2 separate regions of the Homo sapiens genome follow, and region 2 is linked to region 1. Evidence: chromatin contacts called from ENCODE Hi-C or POLR2A ChIA-PET data. All regions are on one chromosome and are shown on one strand. The core of a region is the stretch at or near the end of the contact, and the rest is flanking DNA. Distances in the headings are between cores, read along the strand shown.

Evidence for each region. Hi-C counts contacts between places; a loop is a spot of excess contacts on that map. ChIA-PET counts read pairs that join two places held with the same protein, here RNA polymerase II (POLR2A). Pooled maps may share reads with other maps.
Region 2: a map of sigmoid colon shows a loop between it and region 1 (5-fold over the local background). The contact joins two enhancer-like sites. A Hi-C loop is called at or near these places in 9 of 168 maps with a recorded cell type or tissue (Caco-2, Right ventricle myocardium inferior, aorta and 5 more) and 5 of 50 pooled maps. POLR2A ChIA-PET finds 5 or more read pairs at or near these places in 4 of 52 experiments (Caco-2, H1, activated CD8-positive, alpha-beta T cell and 1 more).

Annotation. Positions count from the first base shown.
Region 1 is chr3:188,205,125-188,212,814 of GRCh38, forward strand. All of the region lies in intron 1 of LPP (LIM domain containing preferred translocation partner in lipoma), which reads left to right. Among named protein-coding and RNA genes, the nearest start is that of FLJ42393, 30 kb to the left of the region's middle. Within about 2 kb of position 3,032, at least 3 of the 41 ENCODE cell types and tissues checked have a DNase peak (open chromatin) inside an H3K27ac peak, as active enhancers do.
Region 2 is chr3:188,048,869-188,056,558 of GRCh38, forward strand. No RefSeq gene overlaps it. Among named protein-coding and RNA genes, the nearest start is that of LINC01991, 76 kb to the left of the region's middle. RefSeq lists an enhancer at 3,327-4,299. Within about 2 kb of position 3,428, at least 21 of the 41 ENCODE cell types and tissues checked have a DNase peak (open chromatin) inside an H3K27ac peak, as active enhancers do.

The sequences.
Region 1 (7,690 bases), core at 1,782-4,281:
ACTAGTTTATTAGCTAATTCTCATAAAAGCCTTAGGAGGTAGATAAACAATATTATTTTCCATTTTACAGATGAGAAAACTGAGGTTTAGAGAGATGAAATAACTTGCTTATAACTTGCTTGAGAGAACACAGGTCCTAAATAGATTATAATCTTTTTTTTTTTTTTTTTTTTTTTGGCAGAGTCTTGCTCTGTCATCCAGGCTGGAGTGCAATGGTGCAATCTTGGCTCACTGCAACCTCCGCCCCACCAGGTTCAAGCGATTCTCCTGCTTCAGCCTCCCAAGTAGCTGGGATTACAGGTGCACACCACCACACCCAGCTAATTTTTGTATTTTTAGTAGAGACGGGGTTTCACCGTGTTGGCCAGGCTGGTCTTGAACTCCTGACCTCAAGTGATCTGCCTGCCTCGGCCTCCCAAAGTGCTGGGATTACAGGCCTGAGCCACTGCACCCAGCTGTAAGTAGAGTATAATGTAAGTTTTCTAATTTGAGACTTCTTTCTTCCTTGCTGCACCCCATCTACGCCATGTGTTGCCCATCCCACTGGTGAAAATGCAGAGCTGCTTGTTAAGGAGGTACATGTCAGACCTTGGAATTTACTGGAATCAGACCTGGAAGGTACTATGAAGAGCTCAGAAGGCTGGTGGTTTTCAAGCTGTTCTCTTCTGAGCCTGAGAGACTCCAGGAGTCATCTTGAGGGATATAGCACGGAGGGAGGTGAAAAGTGGTGGGAAGTGGAGGAAGGAAGGGGACCGCTAGAGCCAACCTGAGTCGCTCTGCTTTTTCCTATTTTGTAAGCTAAACATTGTCAAAGCATCCATTTAAAGGAAAAGTTCTGCTGCTACATATAAAAGTTAAAAAACCACTGTGTCTACCCTTCCTTTTGCTAACACTGAGAGGCAGAGTGGTTCAGCACAAGGGGACACAAAGTGGCTTAGCACGAGTCACGAGATGTGACGGGTCTGAGACCTCTCAGCCTAGAGCTCCCTTACCCCTGGGCCACTTTGTTAGACACACCTCCTTTAATTCAAATCCCCGTCTCAGTGGGACATGGCTTTTTCATTTTTTCAAGGAAAGGTTTAATCTGTCCAGATCCCTGTGAAGATCTTGGCTCTTGGCGCACCTGCTGGAGGTTCGAGGTCCTGCAACCACAGAGTAGCTGCAGGACCTTCAGGATGTCCCGAGCCACAAGGTCTTTGACCTGCATTTTGCAACCTGGTTGTGTCTCCCCTTTGGACTCTGGGAACCTTGCTGAGATTGGTACAATATCTGTGCTAAAAAGGTTTGAAATTATAGCTAGTATTGTGTTACCTTCCTGGTCCAACCTTCACAGACATTGTCTGACTAAGTATATATAACTCTTGAGTGTTCACTGTGTACACCGGCTCACAAGAAAGGCAAGGTTCCTGATCCCAAGGATCTAATGGAGAGACAGAAACAAATATAAACTTTTGTCAACTATTTCAGAGACAGTTATTTTTGTTATACAAGATTGTTATGCATGCTAGTTATGTGGAGAGGATTTCATCTCTTAGAAATGAGACGGGGAGAATCTGGGCGATGAGAAAGAAGACCAGAACTGGGGAGTACAGTCTAGAATTGCAAGGGGTTGAGTTTGCTATGTGAAGCAGTTAGTTTTGGACTGTTGCACTTACTATTTCTGAGATTTGAGCATCTGACTTTTCCTTTAAGCTTTTGTTTTCTCATTTGTAATATGGGAGTGAGAGTGCCTAGTTCACAGGGTCATTGCTGGGGTTAAATGAGATAATGTATGTAACCTGCTTAGTATAATACCTAGCACAGAGTAAACACTCATTAAATTTTCATTGTTATCGTTGTTATGATTTGGCAGCGAGGAGTCAAAAGAGCCTATTTTCTTAAACTCATCAATGGTATAATCAGAGCTTTGCATCTCGAAGTAAAGGAACACTCTGCTTTTATTATTTATTTATTTTTCACTCTGCTTTTAGACATAGAATTCAATTGCCTCAGGCTACAACAAACTGGCTTCAATCTACCTTTCTGAGTTAACTTCTGTTTATTTCTATCCATCTGCCCACTTCTCTCACTAGTGACCTACACATTTTCTTTTTTTTTTTTTTCTTTTCTTTTTTTTTTTTTTCTTGAGGTGGACTCTTGCCCTGTTGTCCAGGCTTGAGTGCAGTGGCATAATCTTAGCTGACTGCAACCTCTTCCTGCCGGGTTCGAGCCATTCTCCTGCCTCAGCCCCCTGAATAGCTGGGATTACAGGCACACACCACCACGCCTGTTTAGTTTTTGTATTTTTAGTAGAGATGGGGTTTCACCAGGTTGGCCATGCTGGTCTTGAACTCCTGACCTCAGGTGATCCGCCTGCCTCGGCCTCCCAAAGTGCTGGGATTACAGGTGTGAGCCACCGTGCTCCACCCACATTTTCTAAGCTTGATTTTAACTTGCTGGTCTTTGTCATATCTTCTCAGTCATTGCTGGGGTTCAAATCTTTCTTTTCTTTTTCTTCTTTTTTTTTTTTTTTTTTAAAGATGGGAATCTCACTATGTTTCCCAGGCTGGTCTTGAACTCCTGGGCTCAAGTAATACTGCCTTGGCCTCCTGAGTAGCTGGGACCATAGACATATGCCACTGTGTCTGGCTTAAATATTTCCTTCTGTCGGAATGCCCTTTGTTCCTTCATCTGTGCCCCCCTGCTCCATCCTCTTTTAATTCCTAGCCCAAAAGTCTAACCCACCCATTGGGAGGGATTCTGCAGAACTCATAGAGTTTACAACATCTTGTCCTTCAATTGCAGTCAGTCTCTGTCTTGAACTGGATTTGTGAGCTCCTTGAAGTTGTTTGTATCTCACAGCTCTTTGCTGTAACATCCCTGGGGATTCAAGCACGCACACATAGTAGATGCTCACACATCTATGCAATAAATTACTTTAGTGTCTTTCTCAAATGATCAGCACAGGAAGCAAATGATAAAATGCAAACCAGAAAACAGACCTCACTGGGCTCTGTGCTTGTCAGCCTTGGGAATGGATTTCTGGCGAAGATCCGGCCCCTCTACAAATGACAGAGATGACTTGGCTCTTTTCAGGAATTGAAGAGAATCCTGACAAGTGGCATGTTGGGAAAGGCCTGAAGGAAGCCAGACCAGCTTGCTCTCAGAGCTCCTTGGGTCCCCTGCGGCCCCCAGGTGATCTTCAGCAAGACCTGGTATGTAAATGAGCCTCATCTGCTGGCTCAGCCTGCTGCCCACTGCTAGGGATGCTAGAATTCCAGGGTAAGCTTCTGTGAGCCGGGCTGGGAGGTTTAGTGGGTTGGAGATTACTAGCTTTTTGGTATCTGCAGCTTGAAATACCTTGTGCCCTTGATTAATTCATGCTTGGGAGCATCCTCAGTGCTCTCTGGAAAATAGCTCCTTACTGTATGTTTATTTCCCCACGGGCTTATTTCAGAGAGACTGGAGCCTGTGTTTCTAACAGCTTCTCCAAGGAAAACATCGCAGGCCACGTTTCCGGAACTGAGAATCTCAGGGGGTCTTTGAAACGTCCATCTCTATTACCTCCTTTTGGCCCAGCATTTGCTTTTAGCTGAAAAGGGAGATTTTGTCTTGAGCCTTCCTGTAGACATATGTGACTTGGAGTTTGAAAATCTGACAGCTGCTGCTGAGCTTTGAACTGCAAGAGTGAGCAGCATATAGACATAACCCCGTAGAACATCAAATCATTTTCCTTTAATTCCCAGAGACTTAATGTTTCTTTGTCTTGCGAATGACCTCACTGCTTTTTGTATTTGTAATGGAATGCACAGTCATTTGTAAGTAATCACACAATAATCCCTTACACTTTTATAATGCCTTACCCTTTTCCATAGGGCTTTCACTCTCATTATCTCATATGATCCTTATAACTGCTCTGAGATATAAGCAGAGCGCCTATTTTAATCTCCAATTTTCAGGTGTAGAAACTGAGGTTCAGAATAAAGTTAGCCAGAGTTAAAACAGTTAGTATGTAGCAGAATTGGAAAGGGAGTCTACAGAATTGGAACTGGAGTCTCCTAAACCAGTGTTTCTTTTGCTCCTTATTGCTGGTGTGACCTTGGGAATATACTTAACCTCTCTGAACCTCAGTCTTCCTATCACTAAATTGGGTATAATACTACCTCCTGGGATAGTTGTTGGAAGGGATTCAATGAGACTGGGAAATCATTTAATAAAAGGTAGAACACACTAATAATGGGAGGCATCATTGTACTTACTACATGGGCCTTGACGGCGAACAGTGCCATCAGAACTGTGAAAGAAAATAACATTTTTTCTCTCTTTTTAGAAAGACACAGGTTCAGAATGGTGTTGTCAGGGATCACAAGCTCCCAGCCCCGTGATTAGCAAATTGACCCTGCTGCCCTGTCTGCTGGCTGCTTTCTTATTCTGAGAATTGTGTTGACAAGACCCTCTTTTCCTACAGAGCTCTCTCTTAATGTTGCTTGGAATAGCCTTGTGTCCTGGAGACAGTTTTAGGTCTGGCAGGATCTGAGAACAGGAGTGGGGATCTTGGAATGGGATCTGCATCCCTGAGCTTCATCCACAAAGGGTGGGAATGTGGCTTGGGCTGTGGGGTGGAGGTAGATGAACAGCTGGACTTGCAGGTCTATCTTCTGTTGTTTCTCAATAAAGTAGACAAGTCCATCTGATGGGTGTTTAGTAGGGTATGACTTGTGAGTCCACAAGGCCAGCAGTATATATGCTGAATGGACTGCTTAGCAGTAACACACTGGAAAAATCCAAAAAGAATGGATTTCAAGTTGGCAAAAAATGCATTAGAAGTCAGCAGTGTGATGTGGTCAGGAGAACAACCAGAGTGACTGTGGGATGAGGTCTTGGATAGCTTTGTTTCTATATACAGTCAGCCCTCTGTATCCATGGTTTCTGCATCCATGGATTCAACCAACCAAGGCTCGAAAATATTAAAAAAAAAAAAAATCCAACCATAAAAAAATACAAATAAAAAAACCAATATAATATAACAACTGTTCACATAGCATTTGCATTCTCAGGTATTATAAGTAATCTAGAGATGCTTTAAAGTATACAGGAGATACTACCTCATTTTATATAAAAGACTTGAGCATCTCTGGATTTCGGTATCTCAGGGGTCCTGGAACCAATTCCCCATGGATACTGAGGGAACGAGTGTACATACTCACCTACAAAAATTCCAAACCAGTGAGACAGACATAGGTTGAAATATGGTCCTGAGAGGCAGAACGTGAAGCAAGGGATGGAAGGCCGGGGAGGAACCAGATTTCAGTTCCGTGTAAGGAAGAACTTTCTGATGGAAAGATGGAATTTGCAGTGGCAGGAGATAATGATCTTTGCTTCACTGGAGACCTCAGGAATACCAATGGGGCAGGCACTGGGCTTAATGGCCTTTATGGCCACTTCTAATTTTGAGATCACAGAGCTAGGAGGATGAGAGGCACACATATATTGAAGGAACTGAAGGGTCTCTCTCTATGTGGATGTGGAAACTGATCTCCAAATGTTTGCAAGATGGAGGGTACGTTTAAAATATTTCATTCTGGTTTTCATATTGATCTCTGTGGCTCTCCCCTTGGTCTTTGGTTTTTAAAGCTTAAGACCATTCCCAGAAGCTCTTTTCCATGGAATAATCTCCTTTCTTTGCTGGAATGCTCCTGTTGGGATGCAGGAAGGGACTCTGAGCTCCTGACAGAATGAAGACCACCCCTTTTTGCTCTCCAGACCTAATTTTGACGTCCCACGCCCACCCGCTGAGGAGGGTTGCAATGGCGAGATCTCTGTCCTGAATTCTGGTTCTGGCATGCAGTGGAAGGCCCTCTGATTCTGTTTCCTTACCTATTTTAATAGTAACTTATATTTGTGTTCCTTCATTAAATGTACAATAAATAATAAATGTTTGCTTACGGCATGCTTGTTAAGTATAAAACAAATAATCAAAATGAATGTGTAATGACCCTTTGGATAGACCAAGTAGAAGCTGCTTTTAGGACACATGATTGGACCATTTCTAGATATCTGCCTAATTTGTAAATGAAAAATATGTAAGCTACACAAGGAGCACTGACTCGTCTAAAATCTTAACGACTGACTGATTTGGGCTTGGGGTTTGGGGCTTGGGTCCTTCATGCCCTGATCAGAGCTGTTTATAGCTTGAAGACTTCCTGGGGGTGAGAACAAGCAACCTCTTGGTGCAGTCCAAAGCCAGGAAATGGGTGACGATTTTGAAAAAGGACTCATCTGACCTCCAGAAAGCCTTTACAACCAACAGTAGAACGAGATCACTAAGAAACAGAACCACCGGGAAGCCAAGATGTGGTACTTGGATTCCCATCTCGGAGCACCTCCTATATCCCGACACACCATTTCCCCTAGTGTCTGATCTCTCTTTCTCCTCCTTTAATTCAGTCTGGAGTCATTTTAGATCAGATTCATTCCTGATTGGCTTCACTGCTCCAACTTAGTCATCACAGAACCTTAGGGTTGGAATCCATGTTACAAGTTAAACTGAGCAATTCACCCCCACTTTTCCTGACAACAGTGTTCTCTTGAGAGTCTGGTTTTATTCTGAGTCTTCCAGCCCGGTGTCTGTGCCCATGAAGGACTCATGCCAAATTACATTCTCAGGAGGACTCCCAGACCAAGAGACTCTGGGCTTGGGCGTGAGAGACTTGGGGCTGTTCTTTTTCTTTTTTTTTTTTTGAGAAGAAGTTTCACTCTTATTGCCCAGGCTGACATGGAGTTTCACTCTTATTGCCCAGGCTGGAGTGCAATGGCACAGTCATGGCTCACTGCAACCTCCGCCTCCCGGGTTCAAGTGATACTCCTGCCTCAGCCTCCCAAGTAGCTGGGATTACAGGCACACACCACCATGCCTGGCTAATTTTTGTATTTTTAGTAGAGACCAGTTTTCACCATGTTGGCCAGGCTGGTCTTGAACTCCTGACCTCAGGTGATCCTCCCGCCTTGGTCTCCCAAAGTGCTGGGATTACAGGTGTGAGCCACTGTGCCCGGCCGAGAGGAGTTGTTTTGAGACTCACCTGCCATCATAGGAACCATAGCTTAAATTCTTGTGACCTTTTCAGGTGCATCTCCCAAAATATCTCCCCTCCACCAAATTAATGATTTATTTCATAAATTTAGTTGCATTCTGGATGGTCTCATTCTTAAGATGAGCTTAAAGCCTTTCAGACCAGTCACTTCCTTGTTTGGGGTGGAGGAGGTTTTTTCCTGGAATAGGACAGTGTATGGAAGGGTTGAGAATCCACTTCTTTAGCGGTTAATAATTTACTCCGAGTAAGGAATTCTTTGTTAAAGTGGGGCATGTTCTTCAAGTGCCAGAGAAGAGAGAAGGGTGATTTTTCTGACATCCTCCAGCCTGCTTCTCCATATTTGGAAATGTTTACCCACCAGGCTGATCTATTGGAAGAGAGGGAGGTGACTCAGGGTTTAGGAGAAGCAGGATTTGAATTCTTGTTTCCAGAAACAAAGTCGTCCCCCCACCCTGCCCCCACCCTTCCCCCTTCATTCCTCTGTCCCTTGTTCTGGAAGCTGAGGCGAGAATGTCTCAGTTCTGTTCCCTTCAGGCTTCGAGACCACCGCCTTGCTGTGTCCCGTAGTGGACTGAGGGCCTGCAAGAGGGAGTGAGGGCTAGTGGAGGGCCAGCTGCCTG
Region 2 (7,690 bases), core at 2,178-4,677, 160 kb before region 1:
GATGAAACCCCATCTCTACTAAAAATACAAAAATTAGCTGAGTGTGGTGGCGCATGACTGTAATCCCAGTTACTTGGGAAGCTGAGGCAGGAGAATCCCTTGAACCTGGAAGGTGAGGTTGCAGTGAGCCGAGATCACGCCATTGCATTCCTGCCTGGGTGGCAGAGTGAGACTCTGTCTCAAAAAAACAAAAAACAAACAAACAAAAAAAGATAATATCTCATCATAAAATGCTCATATATTCCCTTAAAAGGGAAGAAGTAAATTTATTGTTATCTAATACAAATTCAAAATTAGCCATAACCACAACCTATTGGAAGGACAGGGGAACAACCAGTTTCTCCAGGACTAGAACTGTATCTCTGTGGTCCCAGGGGTCACTGTCTGCATTGTCAAGGAAGAAAAGTTTGGTAGGAAGCAGGATTTGCTACCAAGACGCACATGATCAGCTCCTCAGCTGCAGCGCCCTGTGGCTAGGAGGCAGGGGCCAGGTGTGAAGATCAAGTTCAGGTCCCTCAGAATTCTATTGCTGAACTGGCCATGCTGGGCAGTGGGACAGCAAGACTGGCCAGAACCCAGATCCAGAACACAGACAGGAACTCACTGCTATCCTCCAGAGCACCTTGGATTTGTCTCTGGGACAAAAAGCTATGCCTGCTCTCTTTGCAACAGGAGCCCAAAGCACTCTGCAAAAGCCTCATACTCCCTAGGAATAGTGATGCCTTGATGGAGGCAGGCATCCAAAAGGAAGGGAAAGAAGCCATGGAGGGAAAAGCTGGGGAGGAAGTTACTGCTCTATTATCATCAGGTGTGAGACAAGCACAGGTGTCTAAATAGTGAATGCCTTACAAAGGACAGACTCTTTGAGATAAGATGGCATCCGAGAGCTTTTGCCTTTCAACCCTGGGTGCTTTTTGGAAACCTGCCAGGTCTCCAAGTCCTGAAAAGGGATTGAAGTTTAGGTTTCTTAACCATATCTGAACACAATGACTTGTGCAAGCCTCAAAGTAAAAAGAGAACTGAGCTAACGTGGCCAGTCCTAGTCCTTTCTGGGGAAGGGTCACTCGTTCAAAAAGCAGCCAGCCTCTAAGATGCAGCAGTGCTTGAAATCCTGAGATCTAGGTGGCTGTCTGGAGAGCCAGGCCTCCAGTGCTCAGGAAAGGGCCACAACACCGCCAAAGCTCTGCTGCAGGAAGTGGTACTTTCCTGGCTTCACCAAAGCAGGGCGAAGGATGCCTCTCCCTTCTGCGCCTGATACCAGATCACAGTTGCTGAACCACTGTACCGGTCACATCTCTTTCACGCTTAAAAGCTTTCGGTGGCTCCTGGCTGCCAATCACTTCAATTTCCTCCTCCCTCTGGGATTCAGTGCCCCCAAATGTGGTGCTCAGCCATTCTCCAACCACAGCCCCTCCTCTCCCTGTTGCACTAATCCACTTGTCCATCTCCCCACAGACACCAAGTGAGCCCCAAGATTTCCTGCCACCACGTCCTGCTCAGGCTAGTTCCTCCCCCTGGAAGCCATTTCCCTACAATCTCTCAAAATGTCACTTTTTGGACTTTTAACTTTTCTTCACCCCAAATTCCATCTCTTCTATAAGAGCTTTCCTCATCTACTGCTGTGGACACCTAGTCAAGAGCAATTTCTTTCACCTCAGACATCTCTGTTTTTCTTAGAGCTCATAACTTTCTTTTTTATTTCCTTTCTTTTCTTTCTTTCTTTCCTTCCTTTCTTCCTTCCTTCCTTTTTTCTTTCCTTTTTTTTTCTTTCTTTCCTTTTTTTTGACAAAGTCTCACTCTCTCCCCCAGGCTGGAGCACAGTGGCACAATCTCAGCTCACTACAACCTCTGCCTCCCAGGTTCAGGCAATTCTCCTGCCTCAGCCTCCTGAGTAGCTGGGAGTACAGGTGCCCGCCACCACGCCTGGCTAATTTTTGTATTTTTAGTAGAGACAGGTTTTCACCATGTTGGCTAGGCTGGTCTCAAACTCCTGACCTCAGGTGATCCACCCACCTCAGCCCCCCAAAGTGCTGGGATTACAGTCGTGAGCCACCACACCTGGCCATAACTTTCTTCTTTGTGTTTGGATTATTGTGTGCTCCTTGTAGCTTTGCTCTGGATGGTAAACTCCTTGGAAACGGAAGTTTCCTCTTGCTTTCCATGACTTACTTCTCCTTGTTGGGTTGAGCTGTATGTTTGGGACAGACTAACTTGAGGAACTAAGTCCATGATGACTAGAGGAGCACTGGTTAGCTGAAGGTCTGCCAAGCTTGCTGTAAAAATATTTCAGCTTTAGGTGAGGAGCTGCACTGGCCAACCTGCTTCCTTGTAGCTCCAGGGTTTCATGCACGGGGTCTATGAATAGCCAAAGCAAAAGGCCACACTAAGCATCTTTTCTGCTCCTATCCCCAATCTTGAGTTCAGAAAGATCTGCTAGGGATCAGTGCTTTAAATCATCTCTCCTCACTCCCTGTAGAAAAGCCCTCCTTCCAGGAGCTGACTAATGCTTACTGTCCTTTCCCAAGGAGCACTTTTTTTTTTTTTTTTTAGACAGATTGTTGCTCTGTCACCCAGGCTGGAGTGCAGTGGCGCGATCTGGGCTCACTGCAACCTCTGCCTCCCGAGTTCAAGCAATTCTCCTGCCTCAGCCTCCTGAGTAGCTGGGATTACAGGCACACACTACTACGCCCAACTAATTTTTGTATTTTTAGTAGAGACGGGGTTTCACCATGTTGGTCAGACTGGTCTCCAACTCCTGACCTCGTGATCCACCCTCCTTGGACTCCCAAAGTGCTGGGATTACAGGCGTGAGCCACCGCGCCCACCCCAAGGAGCACTTTCTGTTGCTTTCTGGGCAGGCTGTGTTTTTACCCTGTGCCCATCTCTCTCTCCCTGGCCCTCTGGTCTGCCCGGCACAGGTAAGGAGTCCGAGAGTCACCCTTCTCCTATGAGTATTCCGGTGGCTGCTGCTCTACCCTTGGGAGGTGGAAAAGGCACCAGCACAAGGCTTCCCCCGCCCACTCATCTCAGCTTCTTGCTTTCTGCACTGGGCCGTGTGGGGTGCTGGGAGTTTCGTGATCACAAGGAAAAGAGATGCGGGCGCCAGGCAGGGAAGGAGGACAAAGAGCAATCCCCTTATTCATGCATTCTTCAGGAAAAAGAGAGAATTTGACCTGAGCCTATTTTCCGAATAATTCGGCATCAAACAGCAATGAGGCCTGGGACTTTGCCAAGTCTTTGTTTTGTTTTGTTTTTTTCCTTTCCTCCAATCAGCCCAAGGCAATGGGGAGTGGGAGGGGGTGGAGGGGTGGGGGCTACACGCACACTGGGGCTGAGAGGGAATGCTGAGCCTGCAGAAGTGGCCCATTGACAGCTCCTGCTCACAGCAGAGGGGCGGGTGGCACCCCCAGCCTACCACCACAAGGGCAGCTCTGTCCTGTGGGCACAGGGCTCCATCCCAGCCCCACCGGCTGGGAGAGAACAACATTTCCTTATAAGGCCCCGACCGCTTTGCCAAGGCTGGATGGCTCCAACAGACTGTAGCTTTCCATTCTCCTCGTCAGCTCCAGTGCAGGCCTTGAATGTAGCCCTTGTTGTCAGGCTCCTCCTCTCCTCCACAGCCCCCACCTCACCTACTTCCACTCCCTGCCAGAGCTAGCCCCACTGGCGCAGGATAAACAGCCCAGAGGCCTCTCCCACGCAGGGCCTGCCTCGGTTCAGGCCTGCTGGAGGCAGCACAGGGTAGCAAAAGGAACGTGGGAGTCACAGTTTCGGCTGTCCCTGTGCGAAGGGAAGGCCCTTTTCCTCATCTGGAAGATGGGGCTCTAATGGCCATGGGGTCCAAATTCTTTGCATTGTATTCAAAGTCCTTCCCAGTTAAGCTGCAGGTTAACTTCACTGTTTAACTGCCTTTCCATACCTTGAAGGCCAGATTTCCCCTAGCTCTTCCTGTTTCCCCCAAACGCACCTTGCTCACACAGGCCTCCACTGCTTCGTGCACGTGTTTTTCTCTACCTAGGTATTTATCTGCCTAGGTCACTCATCCTGCAGGCCCCACGGTAGGTATGCCTTCCTCCCCTCCCCAGGAAAAAGGAATCATTGCTTTCACTTCGCTGCTCAACATTTGTTTGCACCTCTCTTACAGCTTTTCTGTTTTGCAATTGCAATGATTTCTTTACCTGCCTGTTTCCTCTATAAGATGATGAGCTCCTCCAGGCTCACATGCTCTCCTCTTTCTTTATGTCCATGAGCTCAACCCACAGTACCAGGCACATAATCCAGCTTCACAAAAGATTGCTGCACAAATGCCTGAGCACACAGTGTTGCGTAAGTTCAAAAGAGACAACTATAGTGCAAATACTTGTAAACTATAAAGTGCTGTTAACCCATGAAATGTAAAACTTTATCTTGCTACCCTCCACTCTAATTCTACTGTTTGTCACACTGTTACAGCCCTTTTCCCTGTCTGACCAGTTCTGTATCCAGAATTCCAGGCTCACTGCAACCCCTCAGGAGGTTAACATCTATCACTAAGCCATTACTCATCTTTAGAATCCCAGTGTTGGGGGCTAAAAGGTATGTATCCGAATGTTGCCATACTAGAGTCCACAGAGGCCCTACAGACATACAGTGGCTAAATGGAGAAGCTGTGAGTCCCACTTTTACTATTTATTCATGCTAGGTTCCCACAGCATTCTGGGGGGAAAAATCTGGTGGCTTTAAAAGTTTGAAGCCCACTGATTAATGCTGTCTCAACATATGACAGTTGAAACAACTGAGCCCCCTAAAAGAAAAGCAGCTTTCCCCACATCTCATGTGTTAGCCACAAACTCAAGACCATACCCGGGATCCCCTACTCTTGCTCACCACAGCCATTGCCCTGCTTAGGGCAGAGTGATGACGGATGCAACTGCGTATCTGTCAAGCCGAATGCTTATGGGTCAGGGATACCTCAAGTTCCAAATAAAGAATTTCAGTCTCTGCCAAAACAAATCTTTCTGAATTGGAGATTCTGCAAAAATATCAGGTTAGGGATTTGCAAGCTCAGCACGGTTAAGTACTATAGTAAGACTGTCCCTCTATTCTCCAGGATCCCAGCAACTGTTTCAAAGAGAAATCTCCTATCCCAAGATAAATTAGCCTGTTCTCCGTCCACATAGGGAAGTTTTTCAGAGATATGTTTGTAAAGCGAAACCCATAGTTGATCATGAACCATGTTCTAACACTATTTGCCACAGAGCCAAATTCAGGATATAAGATGGTTCTGCCTTGGGCTCCATCCAAAAGGCTTAAGTTACATGAATACTAAAAATACTTTATTATAATGAGATTTCTGTGTTAGATGCCTAAGGGCAGACTGTTCAGGAAGCAAAATGAAGCCTAAGTAATACTGGGCAAGGACATAGGAGATGAAGCTCTAGTACCAACTCTGATACTTACTGTGAAACTTAAAGCAAGTCTTTATCGGCCTCGATTTTCTCCACTACAAAATGGGAACGATGATACCTTCACATTCTTTTCCAAAGACAGTAAGAATTAGATCAACTGAGACCATGAAAGTGAAGGTACGTTATGACATCAACCAAAAAAATACTGTGCCTAAATAAGAGCTAGTTAATCATAGGCAGTGTTCCTCCCTTTGGGCTGTTCTTCTGGGTACAGAAGAGAAAAAGCTTCCCTCTCCAGCTTCCTGTAATGTTTGCTCCAAACCCTAGCTCCCTCATGGCCACTGGCAACCATACTATTGCTGATCACTTTCCAGGAAATCGAGAGGAGTTAGGGCACTCCTATTAGATTTGCTTCAAGACGCTGGAGAGCAGACAAAGGGAACCATTCTGTCACCCTGTATTCTCTTCCCCTTCCTTCCTAGGTACAAAGAGAAGGGATTTTCCACTTGCAGGCTCTGGGCAGGCTGAGTGAATTTGGGAAGTTGTTTCTCTTCACTGAGCCTCTATTCCCCATTATGTATAATGAAAAGGTGAAACAGAATGGTATTTAAGTTTAGGGGTGGCCACGAAATTTACTGTCAAAACAGGGACACTTTTAAGAATGAAAATATGAGGCCAGGAGCGGTGGCTCACACCTGTAATCCCAGCACTTTGGGAGGCCGAGGCAGGTGGATCACGAAATCAAGAGATCGAGACCATCCTGGCCAACATGGTGAAACCGCATCTCTACCAAAAATACAAAAATTAGCTGGGCGTGGAGGCACACGCCTGTAATCCCAGCTACTTGGGAGGCTGACACAGGAGAATCACTTGAAACCTGGAGGCAGAGGTTGCAGTGAGCCCAGATTGTGCCACTGCATTCCAGCCTGAAGACAGAAGTGAGACTCCATCTCAAAAAAAAAAAAAAAAAAAAAAAAAATTATAATTAAAAAGTATACCAGGATGACTACTGCAAATAGGACTGTCCCAGCCAAGCCAGGACATATGAACACCTTAGTAAGCCCCAAAGCCCCATTTCAAGCTGGGCTATTACTAGGAAAGCAAAACGACCTTGAGAAAAAGAAAGTTTAGTTTCTTCAGTATCACTTTAGCCACACTGAACTTGTGACTGGTTCTACATGTTGTTTTTACGTTTTTCTTAGTCGTTAAGGACACACGCAAAACTAAGTTACACATAACTTCATATGTCTGCGTATTACAAAGTATTTCTATATCCTTTGTCTTCTGCAACAGTCCTGGGAGGCAAACATGGGCAGGTGTTAATCTCACTTTAGAGATTAAAAAGAAAAAGGTTTAAAGGAAGTCAAGGACTTGCCCAGGGTCATGGATCAAAGAGAAACAGCCCTGTCTGGACTCGTGGGCCCATGCTTGTTCCATTGGACCATGTTAATAAGGGAAGCACTTAATTTGCAAATATAGCCCGGCTTTATGAAGGCCAACTTCCATCCAGAAAGTTACTTCTTCTTCCATGGCAATGATACTCAAAGTACAGGTGTTTTCTAGACATGCTGTGAATGTTGTCAGAATCAAAATGGAATCACTTGTGTTAAGAACCCTGAAAATAGAATTAAGAAAGGCCATGAAGAAACGGTTCTCATGCATGAATGCCTGATAACAAGAACTATCACAAAAGACTGCAAAAACTACAATCTTGCATAAATGTAATCTTACACACACACACACACACACACACACACATACACACACACACACAATATTTTTGCAAGGAATCTGCCCAGTAACTGCCTGTCTATCTTTAAACTGGCACCACCCTTTTTACTGATCTGTGTAGCCAAGAATACTACGGCATGCGTATTCCCATTGAAATACCCTATTTCTGAATAAACATTTTTTTTTCTTTTAGAGAGCCTCTCTCTGTTATCTAGGCGGACATCTTGAAACTTAAAGCTGGCCAAGGTCTTAAGAATCAACGAAATTTGCAAATGAGAAAACTAAAACCCAGAAAGAATATCTTGCCCAAGGTTATTCATCAAGACCAAGATTCAAGTGGGATTTAGATTCCCAAACCCCTCCTTTAGCAATCTTTCAATATTAGCTAACATAAATATACCTAGGAAAGTAAGCGTAATCTATATCCCTATACACCTTTTCAAAGACAGATTACTTTTTGATTTTCTAATGTTGAGAAACCTCAGGCTATTTCTTCCTTCCCTTAGCTTGGAGAAATGAGAGTGAAAGGTATTTAAATCTAAGGCATTGCAACAGCCACAACTTATTTCTCC